Regions from separate parts of the Homo sapiens genome. Here all the other regions are linked to region 1. Evidence: chromatin contacts called from ENCODE Hi-C or POLR2A ChIA-PET data. All regions are on one chromosome and are shown on one strand. Each heading gives the region's core, a stretch centred on a gene start or an enhancer-like site at or near the end of the contact. The rest is flanking DNA. Distances are from core to core; before and after follow the strand shown. Region 1 overlaps LINC01776 (long intergenic non-protein coding RNA 1776). Region 2 holds the start of LINC01776 (long intergenic non-protein coding RNA 1776). Region 3 has its middle 110 kb from the start of LINC01776.

Region 1 (4,158 bases), core at 1,398-3,897:
GTGAAATTGTCAAAGAGGCAGTTTATCATTGACATCATGTCATATGCCACTACCAATGGCCCTTCCTCCACTCAGACTGACATCAGACCTAGGCATGCAACTTTTCAAAAATACCTCATAATTCATTCTAATTTATTCTAAGGAAATTATCATAAAAACTCAGAGTTAATTATTTAAAAATTTCAATGCAATGCTGTTTACAGTATCAAAAAATATGGACTCAACAATTTTCAAACAGAGGAGATTGATTATAAAATAGTACCTTCAAGGAAAAGAATAACATGCTGTAGAAGACTATTAAGATATTCAAATATTTGAGAAAATATGAAAAAATAAACACATAAATGTATATTTAAGTTTAGAAGGATATACATCAAATATAATGTAAAATTACCAGGAATGATAGAATTTTGATTGATTTTCCTTTGTTTAGTAGTATTTTCCAAGTTATCTAGAATAAATTTGTCTTGCTTTGTAAAGGAAAAAAGACTTTTTTAAAAGAATTTACACAGTTTCCTTATTGATTTAACACTAGTTGCTAACTATCCAAGAAAAATATCAAGATCTTAGCAGCCAATTATAGTGTTGTTTGTATTACTTGCATTATTATTTTGACAGGGAATTTCTGGAGACACGATTACTTAATGTGGAGAAATAAATCCCTAATAAAGAAATTTCTGACTCTGTAAGCATCATTTAGGATCTTTGGAAGGAACTTACAGGAACCTCTCTGAAGATCTTTCTTATAGCTTGATCCAAGTCATCTGTCTAATTCCATGTGTAAACTTCATGAAGGAGGAAATTTGGGAAAAAACTTTAGAACTAGGATGGGAAGAAGAGTTGGCTAAACAAGAGCAGGTAGTACAGCTGCGGGCCTTTTTCAGATAGGAAATATTGCAGAATCAAATTAAAACTTTATTCTTTTAGCCCTAAAAGATCATCCCTGCCTTTTAATAAGTACAATGATCTAAATTTTTGTAGCTCTTCTATCCTTTAATTTATTCCCTATGTAACAAGTATAGCAGGATAGAAAAAAATATACGTTATTACTAGTTGCCTTCAACTCTATGCCTAGGGAAAGGATTGCCATGATTTAGGGGTGCTTGATAAGTTTCTGGTTTCTTGAAGCTTGGAAGAAAACAGCAGATAAGGAGAAATGGGGATTTGAGGCTTTCTAATTTCTTATGTGGTGGGGAGGTGTATGGGTTAGAAACAAATAATTCTCTGTCCTGCCAGATTTTAGAAAGGAAGTCATGTATCCAATTCAATCTAACAAGCACCCTACCGGCGTGGAGTACAGATTTGTAGCTACAAACCCTGCCCCCACAGAGTATTTAGTCATGACAATCTATATTGTAATTTGCAAGTTGTTCATCAAATCGCAGTAAATTACTGGAAACATTAAAACTTAATAATAAGTAATATTCTCCTGGAAAATTAGAAAGCTATGTCTAATTTAAAAAATCTGAAAAATCTTTCCACCTTTCTGGCATTCAGTAAAGCATACACCTGCCTCTGTAATTGCCATTTTGTTGAGGAGTAACAGAGCATGAAGCGTAATAACCACGGTATGTCTAAATAACAGCACCCTTAACTGTAGAAAAGCATTGACTTTGCCATGTGGTCCACCCTGCTGTAAATCAAACAGATTTTCTCCGTACTTTAGTATATTAGGGATATGTTACACAATTTTCGTCATTATTTTGCCACATATTTTTGTCATATCTGTTTTACTAGTTTTTTATTTAATATTTTATATATACATTTAAATGGAATCACCTTTTTACCTTAGCTCTATCCTGAGCAATAACCATGAAATCATGACTTTGATGTGCAAATTGCCTATTTCTAATGTAATTAAAATAAAAACTGTTCATCAATGTGTCATCTAAAAAGCCACATCACTCCACTTCAGTAGCAACACAGCCTAGACATTAAGATGGAGGAAGTCGGCCAGGCGCAGTGGCTCACGCCTGTAATCCCAGCACTTTGGGAGGCCGAGGCAGGCGGATCACCTAAGGTCAGGAGTTCAAGACCAGCCTCAACATGGAGAAACCCCGTCTCTACTAAAAATACAAAATTAGCTGGCCGTGATGGTGGCCTGTAATCCCAGCTACTTGGGAGGCTGAGGCAGGAGAATCGCTTGAACCTGGGAGGCGGAGGTTGTGGTGAGCCGAGATCGCACCATTGCACTCCAGCCTGGGCAATAAGAGCGAAACTCCGTCTTAAAAAAAAAAAAAAAAAAAAAAAAAAGATGGAGGAAGTCAGACTGTTCGTGTCCAAATTCCAGCTTTATGATTCATAGTTATGTGACTTTGGATAAACTCTGTGAACCTCGTCTGTGTTTACCTTCTAGGTTTGTTGTAAGAAATAAATGATTTAATATATGAAAACTAATGGAACAAAATAAGCCTGTAATAAATGTTAGCTGGCATCAGCTAGCATTATACCACAAATTAGGAGTATTCCAGGGACTGGGAACAACTAATACCCTCCCTTGAGAGTATTTACAACAAATAAGGTCATGCCCAGAAAGGATCTGAGTTCTTTAACATATTCGATGAATGTGTTCAGAGCCTGTCATGCGAAAGACTCCAAGCCAGAAAGGAACACACTCCAGCATTGCTCCAGGAAGCTAGAGTGTGGTAGCAAGGTCACTGAGAGCACACAAACCTCTGTCTGACTGCATCTAATGAATGAGAGATGCTTTAGATGTCCAGGGGTTTGTGTCTTTGCAAGAGTTCACTAAATAAAAAGCTCCCTGTTCTCTTACAGATTCAAAATGGAGAAAACACAAAGTCCACGCCTTAACAAAATGACTTATGTGAACTCATAAGCTGACTTTAAGAATAGGAAAACCTGATATGCCAAACCTTGTGTTTATATCACCTTTCTTCATTTCTCCATTCACAGTTGCAGCCGATAGTGTAAATGTAGCATATTCCCACCTAAGGCCAAACTCTAAATGCACTGAGTCACTTATACTCTAAAGTATAATTTTCTGACTTTGAACATCAGGGTCTAGACACAATATAATGTAATCTCAAATCTCATTTGTATTTCAAAGTAATTGTATGGACAATGTGTATGAGTGTATGTATGTTCAAGCCTTCTGAAAACGAGGCTAACTAGTGAGGTGAAGTCTTAGGTGGAAAATTTTATTTCCAGTATATCATTACTATTTGTTAAATGCATTCCTGATTTTGGATAATCATAGTGGAAAACACACATACACACACAAACACTAAGCCACAGTACTCAAGCAAACTTGAAGAAGGGCAGGGAGCAGTCAGCCTCTCATTATACAGCTGTTTACCAACAGGTTCTTCAGGCACATGGAGGGTCTGACTTAATTTGAATGTGCTGTGCACCATGTTTTTTCTGTGCTAAGTCAGTTCGCCTATTCTATAATCTCGAGTAGTGATCTGTTTTAAAAACAGTGTTCCATATAGCAGAATTAAGTATACATCTTGACGGTTTGCGGGTACAAAAATATCAAGTTTTCCTTATCTGGGGGGCTGGAATGCAGTGTAGTAATTCAGTACCAATTGACCATATACATGCACACACACAAGTATTATATATAATATTAAATATAATTTGAACGTCCTAACAGGGTGTAAAAGGCTCTGGAAGCTATGGGGTGTTCCAATGCCTCCAGCTTCATATTGTGTCCCTTTTCTCTTTACTCTTTGCCTTCTGATATTCAGGAATTGCTTCAAAAATGAGCCTATATCTCTCTGGCATTTCAGGCACTTTCACACATGCTGTTCCATCTGTCTGGAAGGCATTCTATTCTCTATGTGGCTACTTCCAACTGACTGTTGCTCAGAATCTAGCTTAAATATCAGTTCATTCATGTATACATTCACTCATTCATTTATTCCTCCATTTACGTATGCCATCTGTATTTATTGAACCCGTGATAAATTCACGCACTGTGCTAAACCTTGAGTATGTGAACAAAAGAAATGCAGCTCTCACTTCCTTGGAGCTTAAAACAACAGAAAATACAAACAATGAATAATTACACAAATTCACATGTAACACATGTATGATAATGGGTTTGAAGGGACACAATGGAATGCTATGAGAGAAAAAAATAAAGATCTAATTTAGATGAGCCTGAGATGAGGTGGGAGAGGAGGCTAAGGAGGT
Region 2 (4,076 bases), core at 137-2,636, 53 kb after region 1:
TGCACATGTACCCTAAAACTTAAAGTGTAATAATAATAGTAAAAAAAAAAACATAATTTGTGAAATAAGAAGAATGAAAAATTTTAAGTAAATAACATTGGAGAAAAATCATAATTTGTGAAATATGAAGAATGACAAATTTCCATTTTAAAAATATAAGTTTTTAGTTTTTTTCTTACTGCAAAACCAATCCATGTTCATTGCAAGAAAAAAATGCAAAGACAAAAAGAACACAAACACAAACCATATTCCAAAAACCCAACTATAATCATTGTTAACATTTTAAGTATTTCTACATCAAAAACGGAATCATAGTAATCATATATTTCGTAACCTACTCAATCAGTGTTCTACATGCATCAAACACCCAGGCATCTCCTGGGTGGGCTTTGACCTACTTCAAACATGCATACCTGAAATGCCTTGGGGATGCCCACAGATGCATCTACTCAGTGCCTGTCCACACATGAATAACCTGGAAGTGTGGAAGAATTAACACCCCAGAGGGAAAAAAATGACCAATAGATATAGAAGCCAATGGACACATTCTTCCCCCTTTCTGCTCCCAACCCTTACTCTACAGAGTCTAGAGAGATGCTTTACATGGCTACTTGAGGAGGGCTCAGCCTCACTTAACCAGCAATCAGTTTAACTCAGCAGTGACCAATATCACTATCAATATCAATAATGCCTTCTCCTCCTGTTGGCTCTCCCTTTCTTCCCTGCCTTACTCCCCTGCTCTGTCACTTCTCTTTCCTGGGATGGCACTTGCTAATAAAGCAATAGTACATAAGCCATCTGCCATTAGATTTGCTTCCTGGGAAACCCAGGTTTAGCCACCTAATTTTTATCTTAAAAATATATGTTAAATGTACTTTTCTGTCACTATCAATTCTTCCATACATAATATAAATTCAATACGATCATAGACCTTGTTTTTCTTCCTTAATTCTTTATGCTCAGTATCTAGATTAGTATCAACACATTTTCAATGCCTACAAGAGTGTATCATTGCTGCGAAGGTATGAGTCCACCTACTTACATTTTTACTAGTGTATACCTCAATATATTCATTCAGACCACACTTGGACATTCAAGTTGTTCCTAATTTTACCTATGTTAATGTGCCATGGTTAGGCAGCAAACTCCGGGCTCAAACACATGATTATTTCTATATTCTTAAAAGCGATTTATCTGAATCAAAGGTTATGCACAATTTTAGGAATATTTTACAAGCATTTGCTATCCTATTTGAATAAAAATTATGATATTCTATTCATTTTTACCTGTCAGCATTTCTTCTAGTGAACCAAGGTATTCTCATAGCATTGGCAGAGGAAAAGGCATAATCCATGTCCATCTTTTTCATCAGCTTAAAATCCATGTGCTTTTATGGGTGGCAATGAAGCGATGAGTAGCCTCAAGCCAGCAAATTTGGAGTGGGGAGAAGAATTAAACCTCAAAAATCCTTGCTGCTGAAACAATATTTTTTTCTTTTCTTCTTTTTCTTTAATAATGGTATCCCTCTTCCCACTATCCTTCCCAATTGTAATTTACTTTTCATGTCACAGAACTTAGCACCAAACAAATTACACACCTTATCCAAAGCTATTGGCTCAAAATGCTCAGACGGCTGTTTTCACTATAAACCACAGGCAAAGTGATTCCAGGGTGTTGTTTTTCTGATAGTAAAAGAAATCCTGGAAACTCTTTACAATTATTCCTGCATGGATCAATGCGGCGTAGAGCGGTAGTCCAGAGATCAGTAGGAGACGTATTTGAAGCTGAATCAATGCTGACAAAGAAATACTTGCCATTCCTCAAATACTTGAAGTACCTCATTTCCTATGAACTGGATTATCTCTTCATAAATTGTGGGCAACAGCTAAGATAAGTTTAGCCCCTGCCTTTGCTACCAAATATGGCAAGCGGATTTGTGAGTAATGGAGACAACCAAGAAATCAGTTTCAGAACCGCACCCCGCCCCCCTCAAAAAAAAAAAAAAAAGAAAAAGAAAAAGAAAGAAAACAATTTTTATGGTTTGGGAAACTAATCAGTCCCTTCTCTGCATGAAAGAAAAAGCCACACTTAGAAACCTGTTTGCTGCAATGAGTTTGAATGCCTCATACCTGGCTTGGTATTAAAACTTAATGTTGGAATTTGGAAGACTGCTTTCATCTAGTATTGAGTTAATTATTGGACAAGTACATTAAAATGGGTTGATCTCAGAAAATCAGCTAACAGCCCTTATCATACTCCTCTATATCAAAGCAATGTCACTGAGCATCACTACAAACAGTTAGAAAATTAAGGCTTTTTTTCCTCTTAAAATATTTTCTGTCTCAAAAAGTTCTTTATAATGTGTGATAAACTTCTTTAAATAAGATTTTCTCAAATTTTCTTTAAAAGTTTCAATTAAACATATGTTTTTTAATGGGGGCAACCGAACCATATCACGGATGAAAAATAAAATCACCAGGTATCCAACAGAAGGGCCAGTGGGTAAATCAGGCTGCCTGGGCTGAGTGTAAAACAGATCTGTTCATTGCAGAACTCGGGGGATTGAAATAAAACCTCCAACACATGTCATCAATACATTTCTGCTTTAATAAACACCGCTTAAATTTCCCCTGGCATTTAAAAAAATGCATATTAAAAGGAAGAACATGCACAATTCAGGCTAAGGACAAATCTTGAGCCTTCTCAAGTAGAAATGTGTTCAATTTGATAATTTTGGTGCTGTGTCTATGGAGAGAATGAAACTTTGTTCCACCCCCATCTACAAATTTTTATGCACCTATTGATAAAATCTGTAGATGTCCTTGGCCCAATAAAAAGACAAAAAGAATACTGCCTGCCTGCACAAACCATGACGCTCTCACTGCAAACCATCTCAAAGACCTCTCTCTCTCTAATCAAAACAATTCACCAAGGCTGAGTGATGATCTGAAAGAAAAAAAAAAGGAGATAAAATAACAAAGAAAATAAACCAAACTAACACATTTTTAACCTACATATGTTGAAATATAATTTCTTACAAATAAACAAACAAAAACATGATGTTTTGACTAAATGTTTTTGATTAAATGCTTACTTTAAAAATACAAAAAAGAAAGACCCAGTTATAGAATAAACATTGCCAGGAGAACAAAAGCTATACAATTTACCACAAATTTGCTCTTTCTTTCATTTTAGCATAGACATGACCTTACCTTTTATATGTTAAATGATTAAAGATTATATTATTTTTGTTTTATTTTTAATTTTGTGGGCACATAGTAGATATATATATTTATAGGATACATAAGATGTTTTGATACAGGCATGCAATGTGTAATAATCAAATAATAGAGAATGGGGCATTCATTCCCTCAAGTATTTATCCTTTTTATTATAAACAGTCTGATTACCCTCATTTAGTTGTTTTAAAATGTACAATTATTATTGACCATAGTCACTCTGTTGTGCTATCAAATAGTAGGTCTTTTTCATTCTTTCGGTCCATTGTTTTGTGTGCCCATAAATCATCCTAATCTCCTCTGTATACCCCACCCCCACCCTCGAATGCACTACCTTTCCCAGCCTCTGATAATCATACTTCTACTCTCTATGTCCAAGAGTTTGTTTTGAGTTTTAGATCCCACAAATAAGTGAGAACATGTGATGTTTGTCTTTCTATGCCTGGCTTACTTCACTTTACATAATGATCTCCGTTCCATCCATGTTGCTGCAAATGATAGGATCTCATTCTTTTTATGTCTGAATAGTACTCTATTGTGTATGAGTACCACATTTTCTTTATCCATTCATCTGCTGATGGACGCAGGTTGCTTCCAAATCTTAGCTATTGTGAACAGTGATTCAACAAACAAGGGAGTGCAGATATCTCTTCAATACACTGATTTCCTTTCTGTTGGGGAGATACCTAGAAGTGGAATTGCTAGATTATATGACACCTCTGTTTTCAGATTTTTTGAGGAAACTTTTCGTTTTAAAGAAATTCTGATTAATCTTATGCCTGTAAACATCTAGAGTCAGCAACTGTCCAGTAAATGATGAGCTGATAGATTTCAAGC
Region 3 (4,290 bases), core at 956-3,455, 60 kb before region 1:
TCAAACTCCTGGCCCCAAGCCATCCTCCTGCCTCAGCCTCACAAAGCTCTGGGAATACAAGCATGAGTCACCATGCCCAGCCCCTTGTTTTGACAAAAAATAAAAAGTACATCAAAAGAAAAAGGCAGCATTTTAAAACCGAGCAATCACGTATAATGGAAATTACATTTTTACTTTAGAGTGACTAAGTGCCCAAAAAAGTAGTTTAAATTCGGGAATGTTTTTAAACAAATTTCTAATTTATCAATCAATTAGTATCTGCATACATATGAAACATAGTACATATATATGAAGTGTCATTTTTTCAGTATATAAGTACTGTTTGATATCTATCTGGATGATCAGACCCCTTGAAGTCACGGTGTTTGGGGAACTACCACTACAGACTATTCTTTCCATCTGCTAGGGAGTTTAATGACTAACAGGTTGAATCCAGTTAAGATTAGAAAATAACGGAACAGCAAGATTCTTCTTGTCAAAACATGATACCTGAACAAACGAAGACATTATTTCTTTGTGGGACTCATTGCCAATAGAAGATTTACTTACTCTACAGCAGATTTGAGCATTTGAAAAAGAAGGAAGAAGGGAAGGAGTCATGAGGCAGAAAGTTTATTTACCTATGGAAAGAGAAGTAGAGTTGAATAACAAATCAATGCATTTGAACATTGCAAAAGCCTCCTTAAAATCATACTTAAGCGATTGGGCTCAACTGATACCAACTCAGGCCTGATTCCTTTTCCTAAATAATTCAAATAATTGATTTTTTAACTTTTATTTATGTATATTTTCATAATTTTAGTTATTTAGGTAATTTCAGAATAACATTGCCTTCAGTCTCCATTTTCTTCTCAGAAACAATGGCAGACCTGTTCCACTAATGAGTACATCATAGGCAGCATTCCCATTTTCTCCAGACACTTTCAGTCAGTCCCAACCTTTTCTACACCCTGTGTGTAAGGGACATTTATCCAGAACCTCCAGCAGCAGTACTGGCTTCACTGAAATTACACTTTGCAATTATTGTATTTTCACTATTTTGTAATGACATTAAGTTTATCTTGATAGCTTTCAGAACTTGAAAGTCTTAATTCAAATAAAATGACTAAAATGGCTTGATTCTATATTCAAGCCAAAATTAAGACTTCTTTTCCCAAAAACAGAAAATCCCTCTAATACAGAGAAATTTGTATTCCTTTCCTCTGGAGCAACTCAGAGTTACTATTATCTTAACTTCTTTAAAAGCACATTTCTGTCTCTCATTCACTTTCTCTTTCTCTTTATTTTCTCTTTTTGTTTGTATGTCTCTGTCACTCTCTCCTCTCTTACTGTCTTAATTTTGTATCCCTCAAAATTTCAAGATGAGGTATGAGGTTCTATGATCATGATGGAACTTTGAATAACATTTTTGTGACAGTCGTGATTATACCTATCTTAACCAATAGTCTTGTAATGAGCAGATAGATTTCTATGTAAGTATAATTCATAAATAAAGAAAATAGGTACACTCAATCTCTCTTTATTAGACTTAAAGAATAAGTTGCTTATAGTCAGACCAATAGATTAAGAAAAATCATTTTAAGGAACAACTCAGTGAGCTAAATTAAAGCAGCATAGACTTCTTAGAAAAAGGTATGATTTCAGCAAAAATTTTATCCTTGTACATGACACTTGTCAACAAAAATGAAGATGAGTAGTATTGAACACAAGCCATTGTGAACATAGCAATAAGTATTATACTACTAATAATCATGCGACTTTTCTGCAAAATGTTGGAAACACGTTACTTTCATTTATGATCAGTCAAGTCAGTAACAGACAAGTCTGTTACAGGGATTTTGCCTGATACCATTGTGGGGGCTAAACACTTTCCGTAAGGCTGCTGTCTTTGTGTCTGCTGCTTGGGCATGAAGTCCAGAGGGCAGACAGTGAAAAAGAGAACATGATGTAATACAAGGATATTAAGAAAGAGCTGGAACCCACAGGCATGAACTGAAACTCCTCAGAACAGAGCAAAACCACATTTATTGGCTTTGGTGGTATGGGTGACCTGCAGAAGCAAAGGCCCTTCATCATGGTGCTATAGAATTGGTCCAAAAGTTGGAGAAGCTGAAGGAAAGTTTAGAGGAAAGTTGAACAGTTGCAGGCTCAGCTGCTGCCTCATTCCAAGGTGGTGAATCAGCAGATAAGCGACAAGGCGTGTGAACCACAAAATAGCTGAGACTTCCTTCCTGCCTTCCAAATCTTGCAAGAATTTCTCCGTGGCCCACCCTCACCAGAAATGTAATTCAGCCTAGCCAAAGTGGCATGTTACAAAGCCACCACAGTTTGTATATGGGTCATTCTTGGAATTACCGTTTTCTTTACCCCTACTTCCAATCAAATACATTTCTATCAAGTCTACCTCCAAAGCATGTTTTGAATTCATCTTTTCTTTTCCATCTCTACTTCTACTTTCTAGCAAAAGCCTCCATTTTCCCCCATCTGGACTCTGCATTGTTTAATCTTTCTGTCTTCATTCACTCTTGCAGGTCTCCAACCATTCTCATAAAAGCAATTATGCCTCTGCCCTCTTCAAGGTCTATCAAATCTCATTTCCTATAAAATCAAATCCAAATTTCATGACAACACAATGCCCAACATGATCTCACCCCAGCCTCATCTCAGGACACTCCCTCTCCAGTCACACTGGTTTCCTCTTGCTTCATTCCTGAAACCCTGTAAGCACATTTCTGCTTCAGGCCTTGGCACATATAGTTTGCTCTATCTGGAATCATATTTCCTCAGATTTCTATTATGCTAGCTGCCTTTAATCATTTGGAAATGCCACATTCTCAGAAAAGTATTCTCTGAACACACAATTAAAATGGGTGTCCCCCTCCAATTCTCCAAGTGTTTTTTCTCAAAGCACCATGCTTTTTCATTCATAACATTATCATAGTTCAGAAATATATAATTATTTGTATCCATTTTTAAAATACCTGTTCCTGCCTTCCCCCACTAGATTATACATTTTTATAAGGCCGGGGCAATAACTTTTCTGTCTACCACTACATACCTAGAGACTAACTCAGTACTTGGCATCAAGTAGTCAATAATGTATGTGGAATGCATGATTGAATGTGGCATTTCTGGATTGCATGAATTTATACCAAATAATCAGCTTAATTTCAGAAGCAAGAAAAAACAGAGAAGAGATATATTTACAGTTGTAATAGGAACAGCAGGGATTATTTCAGAGACTTATGGCATATCCAGTAAATTATTATGTTATATTAAACTGATTTTTTTTTTTAAATCATGTGGAAACAGAGAAACTACTTAGGATATGACGTTAAATTAAAAACCAGGGTAAAATATATTTAACATGATTACAACCAGTTTGTAAAAAGATAGATGGGAAAGCAAGGGAAAGGAAATGCATTGATATGTTAGTATTGCTTTACTGAGATTGCAAGATTATGATTGTCTCTTGCCCCTGTTTTTTAAATTTTCTGTGACAAGGCAAAAATGGAAATCCCTGACTTTTTTCATATTGAAAGACTATTTTTTTAAAAGCTGTTGTCAGTTCACAGTAAAATTGAGAGGAAGGCTCAGAGAGTTTCCATGTACCCTTTGCCCCCACATATGCATAGCCTACTCTATTATCAACATCTCCTGTGCATTTGTTATAATTGATAAAATTATATTGACACATCAGAATGACCCAAGTCAAAAGTTTGTATTAGCAAACATTTGTTATAATTGATAAAATTATATTGACACATCAGAATCACCCAGGTCAAAAGTTTGTATTAGTGTTTGCTTTTGGTGTCCATTCTATGGCTTTGAGCAAATGTATAATAACATGTATCCATCATTACAGTATCATACAGATGCTGTATTTTCACTGCCCTGAAAATCTTCTGTGCTCTGCTGATTCACACCGTCCCCCCACCCCCCACTGCCTCCCTCCTGGCAACCACTGATCTTTTTACTGTATTCATAGTTTTGCCTTTTCCAGAATGTCACATAGTTGGATTATATAGTATGAAGCTCTTTTTGGTTGGCTTCTTTCACTAATAATATGCATTTAAGGTCTTCCATGTCTTTTCATGGCCTAATAGATATTATTTCTTTTTAGCACTGAGTAATGCTCCATTGTCTGGATGTACCACAGTTAATTTATCCATTTATATACTGCAAGACATCTTGCTTCTTCCAAGTTTTGGCAATTATGAACATAGCTCTTAAAACAATAAAGTGCAGGTTTTGTGTGGACATTAGTTTTAAACTTTTTGGGTAAATACC

What was found. A loop is a pair of places that touch in the nucleus more often than their neighbours do. ChIA-PET counts read pairs that join two places held with the same protein, here RNA polymerase II (POLR2A). Pooled maps may share reads with other maps.
Region 2: a loop to region 1 is called in a map of PC-9, with 8 times the contacts of the local background. The contact joins the promoter of LINC01776 here to the enhancer-like site in region 1. A Hi-C loop is called at or near these places in 4 of 168 maps with a recorded cell type or tissue (Caco-2, PC-9, endothelial cell of umbilical vein and 1 more) and 2 of 50 pooled maps. POLR2A ChIA-PET finds 5 or more read pairs at or near these places in 3 of 52 experiments (A549, BJ and GM12878).
Region 3: a map of PC-9 shows a loop between it and region 1 (13-fold over the local background). The contact joins two enhancer-like sites. A Hi-C loop is called at or near these places in 3 of 168 maps with a recorded cell type or tissue (PC-3, PC-9 and endothelial cell of umbilical vein) and 3 of 50 pooled maps. POLR2A ChIA-PET finds 5 or more read pairs at or near these places in 3 of 52 experiments (MCF 10A, PC-9 and activated T-cell).

The regions. Positions count from the first base shown.
Region 1 is chr1:98,262,325-98,266,482 of GRCh38, reverse strand. All of the region lies in intron 2 of LINC01776 (long intergenic non-protein coding RNA 1776), which reads right to left. All of the region lies in intron 1 of LOC124900404 (a long non-coding RNA gene), which reads right to left. Among named protein-coding and RNA genes, the nearest start is that of LINC01776, 54 kb to the right of the region's middle. Within about 2 kb of position 2,647, at least 2 of the 41 ENCODE cell types and tissues checked have a DNase peak (open chromatin) inside an H3K27ac peak, as active enhancers do; they include PC-9 and endothelial cell of umbilical vein, where a contact is called at or near this core.
Region 2 is chr1:98,208,021-98,212,096 of GRCh38, reverse strand. It overlaps LINC01776 (long intergenic non-protein coding RNA 1776), which reads right to left and starts at 1,386. Exons shown (of 3, transcript NR_046088.1): 1 at 1,287-1,386. The region is part of intron 1 of LOC124900404 (a long non-coding RNA gene); the gene reads right to left.
Region 3 is chr1:98,321,951-98,326,240 of GRCh38, reverse strand. No RefSeq gene overlaps it. Among named protein-coding and RNA genes, the nearest start is that of LINC01776, 110 kb to the right of the region's middle. RefSeq lists an enhancer at 1,562-2,761. Within about 2 kb of position 2,205, at least 15 of the 41 ENCODE cell types and tissues checked have a DNase peak (open chromatin) inside an H3K27ac peak, as active enhancers do; they include PC-9 and endothelial cell of umbilical vein, where a contact is called at or near this core.